Linked DNA regions of Homo sapiens: region 1 is linked to region 2. Evidence: chromatin contacts called from ENCODE Hi-C or POLR2A ChIA-PET data. All regions are on one chromosome and are shown on one strand. The core of a region is the stretch at or near the end of the contact, and the rest is flanking DNA. Distances in the headings are between cores, read along the strand shown. Region 1 overlaps P3H2 (prolyl 3-hydroxylase 2). Region 2 overlaps P3H2 (prolyl 3-hydroxylase 2).

Region 1 (5,050 bases), core at 1,206-3,705, 56 kb after region 2:
GAAATGTTTATGATACAACAATTGAAAGTCTAATTTTTGCTTTCTTTCTCAGGCCTCTATAAAACCAAAATGTGGGCGCATGATCAGCTTCTCATCTGGAGGAGAGAACCCTCATGGGGTGAAGGCAGTCACCAAGGGAAAGAGGTGTGCTGTGGCTCTGTGGTTCACCTTGGACCCACTTTATAGAGAATTGGTGAGTTTCTCACCCGCCCAGAAAGCCAATTAGGCTTGCTTCATGAACTGCTTTATCTGAGAAGTCCTTTAAATTGCTTCGTCTGAGGAAAAGAAGAGGGTAAAGGCAGTTCTTAATCAGATATGTTCTAGTAAGTGAAGATGTTTGTAGAAATAGCTGTGTCAATGATATTTGATAGTCACTAATCTGTCTTGAGCTTATTAACAAATTGTAAGGCTGGGCGTGGTGGCTCACTCCTATAACCCCAGAACTTTGGGAGGCCGAGGTGGGCAGATCACTTGAGGTCGGGAGTTCGAGACCAGCCTGATCAACATGCTGAAACCCCATCTCTACTAAAAATACAAAATTAGCTGGATGTGGTGGCATGCGCCTGTAGTTCCAGTTACTCGGGAAGCTGAGGCAGGAGAATCGCTTGAACCTGGGAGGCGTAAATTGCAGTAAGCCGAGATCGCACCACTGCACTTCAGCCTGGGCAACAGGGCAAGACTCTGTCTCAAAACAAAAACAAAAACCAAAACAACTCTGTGGCATCAGGGAGGAATCACTTTTTATTGGTCACCCAGAAGACGGATTTGTTTTCTCGCAAATCATAAGAAATAGTATTGAATCATTTATGAAACGTATTTGAAAGAGGGCAAGGAAACCTAAAAGATTATTATTACTTATTACTGTTATTACATTAAGTATTTCAATATTATTATATGCAAACTAGCTGAGGACACTTAGCTAGGAGGAGACCATGATCTCATCGTTTTGGAAGCCCGTGGGCAGATGTCATAGTCTCCACCTGTGGAGCTGCAGCGGTATGAATTAAGACCAATGGGTAGAAGCCCTGGAGGGAAAATTTGGGCTCCACACAAGGAATAACTTTCAAATAGTCACCACAGTTTGGCAGAATTGTCTGCTTTGGAAGCACTGATTGGATGGCTCCAATCAAAGCCCAGGCAACTGCTTAGCATGGAACGCTGAAATGGAATCTAAAACATCGTAGCAGAGGCTTAACTGGATGACCTCCAAATCTTCTCCAGCCCTAAGTATTGATGAAGCTATGAAATTCTATTCTTAAAACTGGCATTCTATCCAGTTTTCCTTGTTAGGTTCCTAAGTTGAATCCAATTTCATCAGAAACTATTTAAAAATAATGCGTTTTTCTCATATACTTTTCACCATCAAATCTAACTTACAAAGTGTTTCCCCACATTCCCTAAGCCATTCTTTCACATATTTTACAAAAGACCTATTGTGACCTTTTATTGTACAGAAGAGCTATTATTATCTGCCTTGGAAACTCTGCTAGATAGGCCCTAGGGGTAGAAGGGTGAACAGAACAAGGTCCTGGACTATGAGGAGCTTGGACAGAACAGCTAGTAAATACGCTGTAAGAAGAGAACAGTATATGTTTTGTAGCAGGGAATCAAGGAAGACTTCTATAAGCTCAGACCTAGAAGCAAAGACGATAGCCAGGCATAGAAAAAATGGCCCTGGCTGGGCGTGGTGGCTCACGCCTATAATCCCTGCACTTTTGGAGGCCTAGGTGGGTGGATCACCTGAGGTCAGGAGTTGGAGACCAGCCTGGCCAACATGGTGAAACCCCATCTCTACTAAAAATACAAAAATTAGCCTGGCGTGGTGGCACGCACCTGTAATCCCAGCTGCTCGGGAGCCTGAGGCAGGGGAATCGCTTGAACCCAGGAGGTGGAGGCTGCAGTTGCAGTGAGCTGAGATCACTCCACCACACTGTAACCTGGGCGACAAGAGTGAGACTCTGTCTTAAAAAAAAAAAAAAAAAAAAAAAAGAAGAAGAAGAAAAAGAAAGAAAGGCCCTGACAAAAGGACCAGAGCACAGAGTCCTGAAAACCTCAAGGGAGCAGCAAACAATTGCCTTCCCCTATCATTACTTTATATCCTGGTATTTTCCATCTCCAAAATGTTAGCATTCCATCAAAGCATTTTTTTTTAAACTAAGGAACCTATGTCAATGGGTAGACAGTGAAGATAAAATTATTGAAATATTACCTCACTATTCTAGTATTCAATTCAGCAGACATTTAATCTATTTCATCATTCAGTATCCAAACTCCCTTTTCCAAGGTATTGTTCTCTCAAAATAAGCTAACACAAAGTAAGTTCTCTTTGCTCCTTTGTAATAGGAAACATCAACGCCAGCGTCCCTTCCTCTGATGGAAAAGTACTAGAAAACCTCTCCAGTCTTCAGGCCGTAGCGGCATCTAGTGGCCACAGTGGGAAATGACCAGAACTTTTTCCTCAGCTAAATTAGCCCAGGCTGTGAATCATTCTTTGCTACACGTGGAGATCATCTATTGATCGTTACAAACTACTAACATCTGTGTTTCAGGAGTTTTAAGAGCTCCCCAGGTGATTCTAACGTGCAGCAGCAGAGTTTGGGAGTTCCTGGCCTAGACGTCTTTTTGCAGATTGAATCTCAGAAAAAAAAAATGCCTACCTATGAACAAGTCATTAGAGCTGGCCGATTCTCATGCTTATTATGAATTACTTTAAAGGGTCTCAGTTCTCAAGGAGTATTTAGCAACATCCTTTTAAGGATGCAAGGATGTTCGAAGCTTCATATATATTGGTTCCAGCTCTTGAATTTCTTTCCCTTAATGAGAAACAAGATTACAATCATTTCTTGTGGTCAACAGATGTGAAAGCTTTGTATGTGTGTCGATTTGTTAAGTATCAGGATTGTTTTCCTTGGCCGGGCACGGTGGCTCAGTCCTGTAATCCTAGCACTTGGGGAGGCCGAGGCGGGCAGATCACCTGAGGTCAGGGGTTCGAAACCAGCCTGGCCAACATGGCGAAACCCCGTCTCTACTAAAATTACAAAAATTAGCCAGGCATGGTGGCATATGCCTGTAATCCCAGCTACTGGGGAGGCTGAGGCAGGAGAATCACTTGAATCCAGGAGGTGGAGGTTGCTGTAACCCGAGATCGCACCACTGCACTCCAACCTGGGCAACAGAGTGAGACTCTGTCTTGAAAAAAAAAAAAAAGATTGTTTTCCTTATATTTGTAAAGTAGTACTTGGGCTTTTTATTTAGATGTGGCAGCAACTTAATTTTCTGTTATTTAGTATATCTAGTCCTTTTAGTTGCCTTTTTGTAAACATTTTTTATTACAAGCTCTTGCATGAAAGGGGCTTTGTTTTCAATTCATAAAATAGTTATTTATTTAACTTACTGTGCGCAGGCACTGTGTTAAAGACCGCCTATGGGGAATGCACACTAGTAGGATATAATTCCTATTTTCAAGGAGCTTGAAGTCAAATTGGAGAAATAATACAAGGACCCAACTAATTAAACCACAAGGCAAGTTTTGGTAAGAATCCTTAGCAGCAAATGCGTGGTTTGAGGGATATCAAAAAGCAATCCAAAAAGGCTTCTTTGAGGAGATGGCATTTGAAAAAAAGCTTTAAAAGATCAATTTCTTTAGGGAGAGGCATTTTAGACAGAGAAAGGCTTCATCCATTTACACATTTACTCATCAAAGAAAATAGAACTCTTGCCACATGTCAGTGGCTTTTCTGAGCACTGAAAATACAGTAGTGACCAAGAAGATAAGATGCCCTGCTCTTCTGGAGCTTACATTCTAGTGGAAGGAAACAGATCCCAAAAAAGTAAAAAATAAATAAATAATCGAGAGATTTTTCACACGGTGACCAATGATGTGTGGAAAATGGAACAAGACAACTGATTCTGGAGTGAAAGGGTAGGAGCGGCAAATTGTGAGGCCTCGCCAAACAAGTGGCATGTGAGCTGAAACCTAATAAATTAGAAGTCCACTAGGATAAATGTCTGGAGGAGAGTATTCCAGGCAGAGGACAAGCTGCAAAGGCCCAGAGACAATAAGATGTTTGGAGTCACCAAGAAACAAAGAAAGCCAGAGCATCTGGAATATGGCAGACAAGAGGGAGAGTGGCTTCAGTAGAGGACGTGGAGGCGGCAGGAGTCGGATTCCACAGGCTGATTGGGAAATGCGAATTGTATTCTAACTAGTGGAAAGTCATGTAGTCCCCACACCCCAACACACACACACACACACACACACACACACACACACACACACACACACACACATATCTCCTCCAGTCCTGGAGAGTTACAGGATACAGAAGATTACTTTAGCTAACATGTGGTCTTGGACTGGAGTAGTAATAGAGAAGGTAAAAAGAGATGGAAGATTTGAGATACAATTTGGAGGTAGACCAGCTGCACCTGCTGATGGATTAATGTGAGGAATAAAAGAAAGCGTAGAATATAATGGGAGCATCCAGAGAAACACTTAATTCAGAATCGGATTAGGGAATTCTTTTGAAAGTGTTACATTCAGGGAGCTTGAGGTAAGTTAAGAAGTTGGAATATAAGGTGAGGAGAAGGGAGGCAAAATAAACCTAAAGAAGAGAGAAAGGTATGAATAAGAAGAGAGAACAAACACCACATATTCTCACTCATAGGTGGGAATTGAACAATGAGAACACATGGACACAGGAAGGGGAATATCACACTCTGGGGACTGTTGTGGGGTGGGGGGAGGGGGGAGGGATAGCATTGGGAGATATACCTAATGCTAGATGACGAGTTAGTGGGTGCAGCGCACCAGCATGGCACATGTATACATATGTAACTAACCTGCACATTGTGCACATGTACCCTAAAACTTAAAGTATAATAATAAAAAATAAATAAATAAATAAAAGAAAAAAAAAAGAAGAGACAGGTGTAAAGCAACTTCTTATAAGCACACCAAGAAAAGTAGACCTGAAACTTCAAGCAGTAGGGACCCATTGAAGAGCTGTGAGTAGGAAAGAGATATAATCAGATATAAGCCAGTAGGATT
Region 2 (4,451 bases), core at 858-3,357:
TGAATGCCTACTCTTCTGAAGCACTTGAGATAACATGAAACATATGGCAAGTCCTTGTCATCAGGATGGAGACAAGACATACTTAAATAGAAATAATTACAGAAGCATCAATTGTGGGTTTGTGAGTATATATATATATATATATATATATATATATTTTTTAATTTCTAGGTAATGTCACATGGATTTTTTCCTTTTCTTCCTCACACAACTTCTTGAGGCAACCCAAGCAAGGATCATCATTGCTATTATTATAAATGAGGCTTTTGACAGGAGGGGGGCAATGGAGTGGCTTGCTGAAGTTTCAAAAATGAAAGACAGACCCAGGTCATCTGTCTTCTTACTATTAAAATGTGCAAAATTAATGGTAATAGAAACGATAATGAGCATCCAGACATCTATGGATATAGGGATAAAGGGACAGTCATCAGCATCCAGACATCTGTGGATATAGGGATAAAGGGATATGATTTAGTCTCATCATGTAAGAATAAATAAATAAATGTCACTGAATAAATGCTATTGAATATTTTGACAATTTTTCGGTTCTGAAAACTACATTTAAACTCTCTCAGGTATTCTGAATATGAAGTTTTCACAGTGGACTTTTGGAATGGAAAGAAATACCTTATTTTTTGGCATAAGAAGTGGCATTCACTCCAGGGGAAATGTGGCTAAAAATAACATCAGCATCCTTAATCTCCATTGCCTGAGAGGAGCCTGTGTTGACAGACACTGGGAGGGCCAGTCTTCTTTGGTTTCCCTCGCTTCTGTTTGTCTAACTAGCCCTTCCTTAAATGCCAAGTCAGAAAAGTGACTGCATTGAATCTTCCCAGCTATTGAAATGAATGGCAATTATCTTGGCTTTCTCAAGGCAGGCTTTGGTCAAAACATATTCATATGTGTTTTGGAGAAGGATGAGTGGCATAGGATCCAGTAGTTTCTTCCTGTGTCTGTCACAGTGACACTAAGATTTCTGCATGTATTTCTGTAATATCCTGGGCCATTACGGTGTAAGAAGTTTGCCGATGGCTGTATTATAAGGAAAGATAGAAATACTTGTTCTGACCTGAAAGAGTGAATAATTTAGAAAGGAGTACAACAGTCTTAAGTGGGGCATACATAAATACATCAACAAGCACTTACAGTTCATTCCCTCTTATGCCTATATCTAACTTAAACTGCAGCATTAAGTAGTGGAGTTAGCAAGGCACTTATCTTTTTATCCTTTTTTGAGTCAGGGTCTTGCTGTGTTGCCCAGGCTGAAGTACAGTGGCACAATCATAGCTCATTGCAACCTCAAATTCCTGGGCTCAAGGAATCTTCTGTCCTCAGCCTCCCAAGTAGCTAAGATTACAGGTGCTTGCCACCATGCCCAGCTAATTTTTAAATTTTTTATAGAGACAGTGGTCTTGCTATGTTGCCCAAGCTGGTCTCAAACTGCTCGCCTCAAGCAATCCTCCCTCCTCAGCCTCCCAAAGTTTTGGGATTACAAGAAGGAGCCACTACACCTGGCCTACTTATCTAAGCCTTGATTTTCTCATCTGTAAAAATGGGACTATTAACACCTGATTTATAATGATGTTAAAAGGATTAAATACAATACATGCATTTTAAGTGCTTAGCAAGGTGGCACAATACATGATAACCATGATTTTGTTATTATTATTATTTTGTAGAAATGTGCATCTAGATGCAAGAGAGATTGAATTAGTGGCAAATGTGAGTGATTAGTTCATCAAGGTAGACCACAATGATGGGTGAAATAAGTTAAAATCGATGTTAAAATAGAAGCAATCTTTGCCAAGTAGAACAATACTTCCTTACAAAGTTTCATATAATTCTTGACCAACTGCTTGTGAAACCTTTCATAATAAGAGGATGAATTCATAAGGAACTACAGAATCGGTCACTGTGACTTCAGCCACCTGACAATTCATGAGAAGGGTAATCTAAACACCTTTTTTCCATTGACGTGCTCAGATCTGTTGTACTTGGGCTAGTATTTCTGTGTATATACAGAGACATATGTGTCTATGGCATTAGCAAGTTCTCTTTGCCATTGAAGCACTTTTCTGCCCTCTTGGGGCCAGTTTTCACCATTCCAATGTCCTGAGTAATTTGGCTTTAATCAAAAAGTCAGGATCATTCAAGTCAAAGAGAAAAACCTTTCAGGAAATAGATTGTAGAGGTTTTCTTGTGAATCCACAAACAAAGTGTTTGCTCCTTCTCCAAGACTAACTAACAAGGGCTGCAGCATCAGCCATACTCAGCAACTCGGCACATGCATAATACATTGTGGCTTAGGGGTGTGGCTCGATGGCAAACACATAACGGTACTGCTGGTGGTGAATGTGCTGAAGAGAAATCCAGAGAAGAATTTCTGCTAAAATCCATTTCCCATTATGCAAGCTGTCTTCAGGACTTGCTTTTGTTATTGTCAGGAGTCAAATATATTTACCACGCTGTTACTGGCTCCATATAGTCAACAGTTCTTTTGCATCCATGTGTATGCTCTTTGGCCTCTGGAAATAATACCTTTTTGAAATATTTTTTGGGGGATGATTCCCAAACTTTTGTAACTGGGGAAGCAACAGTATTATTTTTTTTTCCCTGAGAGAGCAGCTGAGGTGGCTTAAATTTATATTACTAAATAGAATTTCACTGCCCCAGTCATGGCTAATTTATGAAGAACAAAGAAATGACATTGCTGTATGTATCATGTATCTCTGGTTCTCTGAACAAAATTCTTCAGGATATGGAGAGACCTTTCCTGACTGACAGGACAGCTGGAAAGGGACTAAGGAACAAATGGGAGGAAACACAGAGAAGATGCAGCAGCTCCCATAATAGAGATATGCATGTATCTATCTAAAGGTACATTAAGATATTGGCAGCTCATGATAAAAACATTCATAGAAGAACAACATTTTCTACTGAATTAACCACATTGATTCAGTGGACTCATACTTGAATGGCTACCTTAGATCTATCTGGAATGGCTGTGACCAATAGATTGAGGGAAATTTGGTAGAAATTCTAAGAAGACAAAGTATAGGACTCTGGAATGGCCAAAGCTGCCCAAAGCTAGAATGGGCTGTTTTGGAAGGTAGTGAATGTCCTGTTGCTGAATGCGTGCAAGAAGGGGGTCATGGGACAATTGACAGAACTCTGCAGAAGATGCAAGTACCAGAGGAGAGAGTGGGGTTTGGCCAGATGACTCTTAAGAACTTTTCAGTCTCAGATTCAACGGAAAAAAGCAATGAGACTACATTAAACATATGTTGGAGTTTTAATTTGCAAACTTGGCATTATTATTATTATTTTTTCTAACCAGTTTAGATCACAATTGGCATTCATTTCACAAATCACATGCCAGATTAAAAAATAAAATAAGCAGGCCGGGTGCAGTGGCTCATGCCTGTAATCCCAGTACTTTGGGAGGCCGAGGCGGGTGGATCACCTGAGGTCAGGAGTTCAAGACAGCATGGCCAACGTGGTGAAACCCTGTCTCTACTAAAATTACAAAAAATTAGCTGGGCGTGGTGGAGGGCGCCTGTAATCCCAGCTACCTGGGAGGTTGAGGCAGGAGAATCGCTTGAACCCAGGAGGTGGAGGTTGCAGTGCGCCGAGATCACACCATTGTACTCCAGCCTGGGCAACAAGAGTGAAACTCCATCTCAAAAATAAATAAATAAATAAAAATAAAAATTAGGATTTGGTGTTAATATTCCCATTATACACATGAGGCAATTAAGGTAAAACAAATTAGGATTTATCACATACCAAAACAAGAAGAATGGAAAATCCCATCAGTGATATATGTTGTGGATGTTTTCTCCTTCCAGGATAAGGAAGCCACAGATAATAAAGAGGCAAAACAGCAAGCTAAAGAGCAAGGACATTTAATAGAGGTCTACCCTCATGCCTGAACTTTACGGGAAATAGTCAAGAAGTAGAATGCAAGCACCCCCACCCTCCAACGCAGATACACACACATGCACATGCACACACACATGCACACATGCACAAATTTCTCCACCCAAATGTCCCCTAACTGCTTACTTCCAGTGGACCATTTATCTCCAGTCCTATCCTTGGGCAGAGCTTCAGTCCAGGCAGGGTGTAGCAATTATGATCTTGTCTCAAGCAGCCCTCCAAGGGCACTGGTTCAACCTTAGCTTGGTCAGGGAATAACCAAAAGATTGAAGTAATCTCTGCCCTCTTTAGGACAGTTCCAGGCTGAGTGCAATGATGCTGAGATAAATCATATCCTACCAATATCAGCTTGGGAAAATCAGAAATGCTGGACCTACTCTTGGGGAGGTATTTTATCTTGAGGAGTAGTTCAAGGTTGGTCGAAAGAAGATGATTGAGGGAGACAAAAAAAGTTCATGCCAGACTCCTGGGTCAGTGCTATTTCTACCATAGAACGCTGGTATTGGCATGAA

The links. A loop is a pair of places that touch in the nucleus more often than their neighbours do. ChIA-PET counts read pairs that join two places held with the same protein, here RNA polymerase II (POLR2A). Pooled maps may share reads with other maps.
Region 1: a map of PC-9 shows a loop between it and region 2 (6-fold over the local background). The contact joins two enhancer-like sites. A Hi-C loop is called at or near these places in 17 of 168 maps with a recorded cell type or tissue (A673, Caco-2, Calu3 and 14 more), 4 of 37 single-sample maps with no recorded cell type and 11 of 50 pooled maps. POLR2A ChIA-PET finds 5 or more read pairs at or near these places in 7 of 52 experiments (HCT116, MCF 10A, PC-9 and 4 more).

Annotation. Positions count from the first base shown.
Region 1 is chr3:189,959,101-189,964,150 of GRCh38, reverse strand. P3H2 (prolyl 3-hydroxylase 2) reads left to right here. Exons shown (of 15, transcript NM_018192.4): 14 at 53-193. Among named protein-coding and RNA genes, the nearest start is that of MIR944, 130 kb to the right of the region's middle. Within about 2 kb of position 2,455, at least 4 of the 41 ENCODE cell types and tissues checked have a DNase peak (open chromatin) inside an H3K27ac peak, as active enhancers do; they include mammary epithelial cell, where a contact is called at or near this core.
Region 2 is chr3:190,015,492-190,019,942 of GRCh38, reverse strand. The region is part of intron 1 of P3H2 (prolyl 3-hydroxylase 2); the gene reads left to right. Among named protein-coding and RNA genes, the nearest start is that of P3H2, 100 kb to the left of the region's middle. Within about 2 kb of position 2,107, at least 2 of the 41 ENCODE cell types and tissues checked have a DNase peak (open chromatin) inside an H3K27ac peak, as active enhancers do; they include mammary epithelial cell, where a contact is called at or near this core.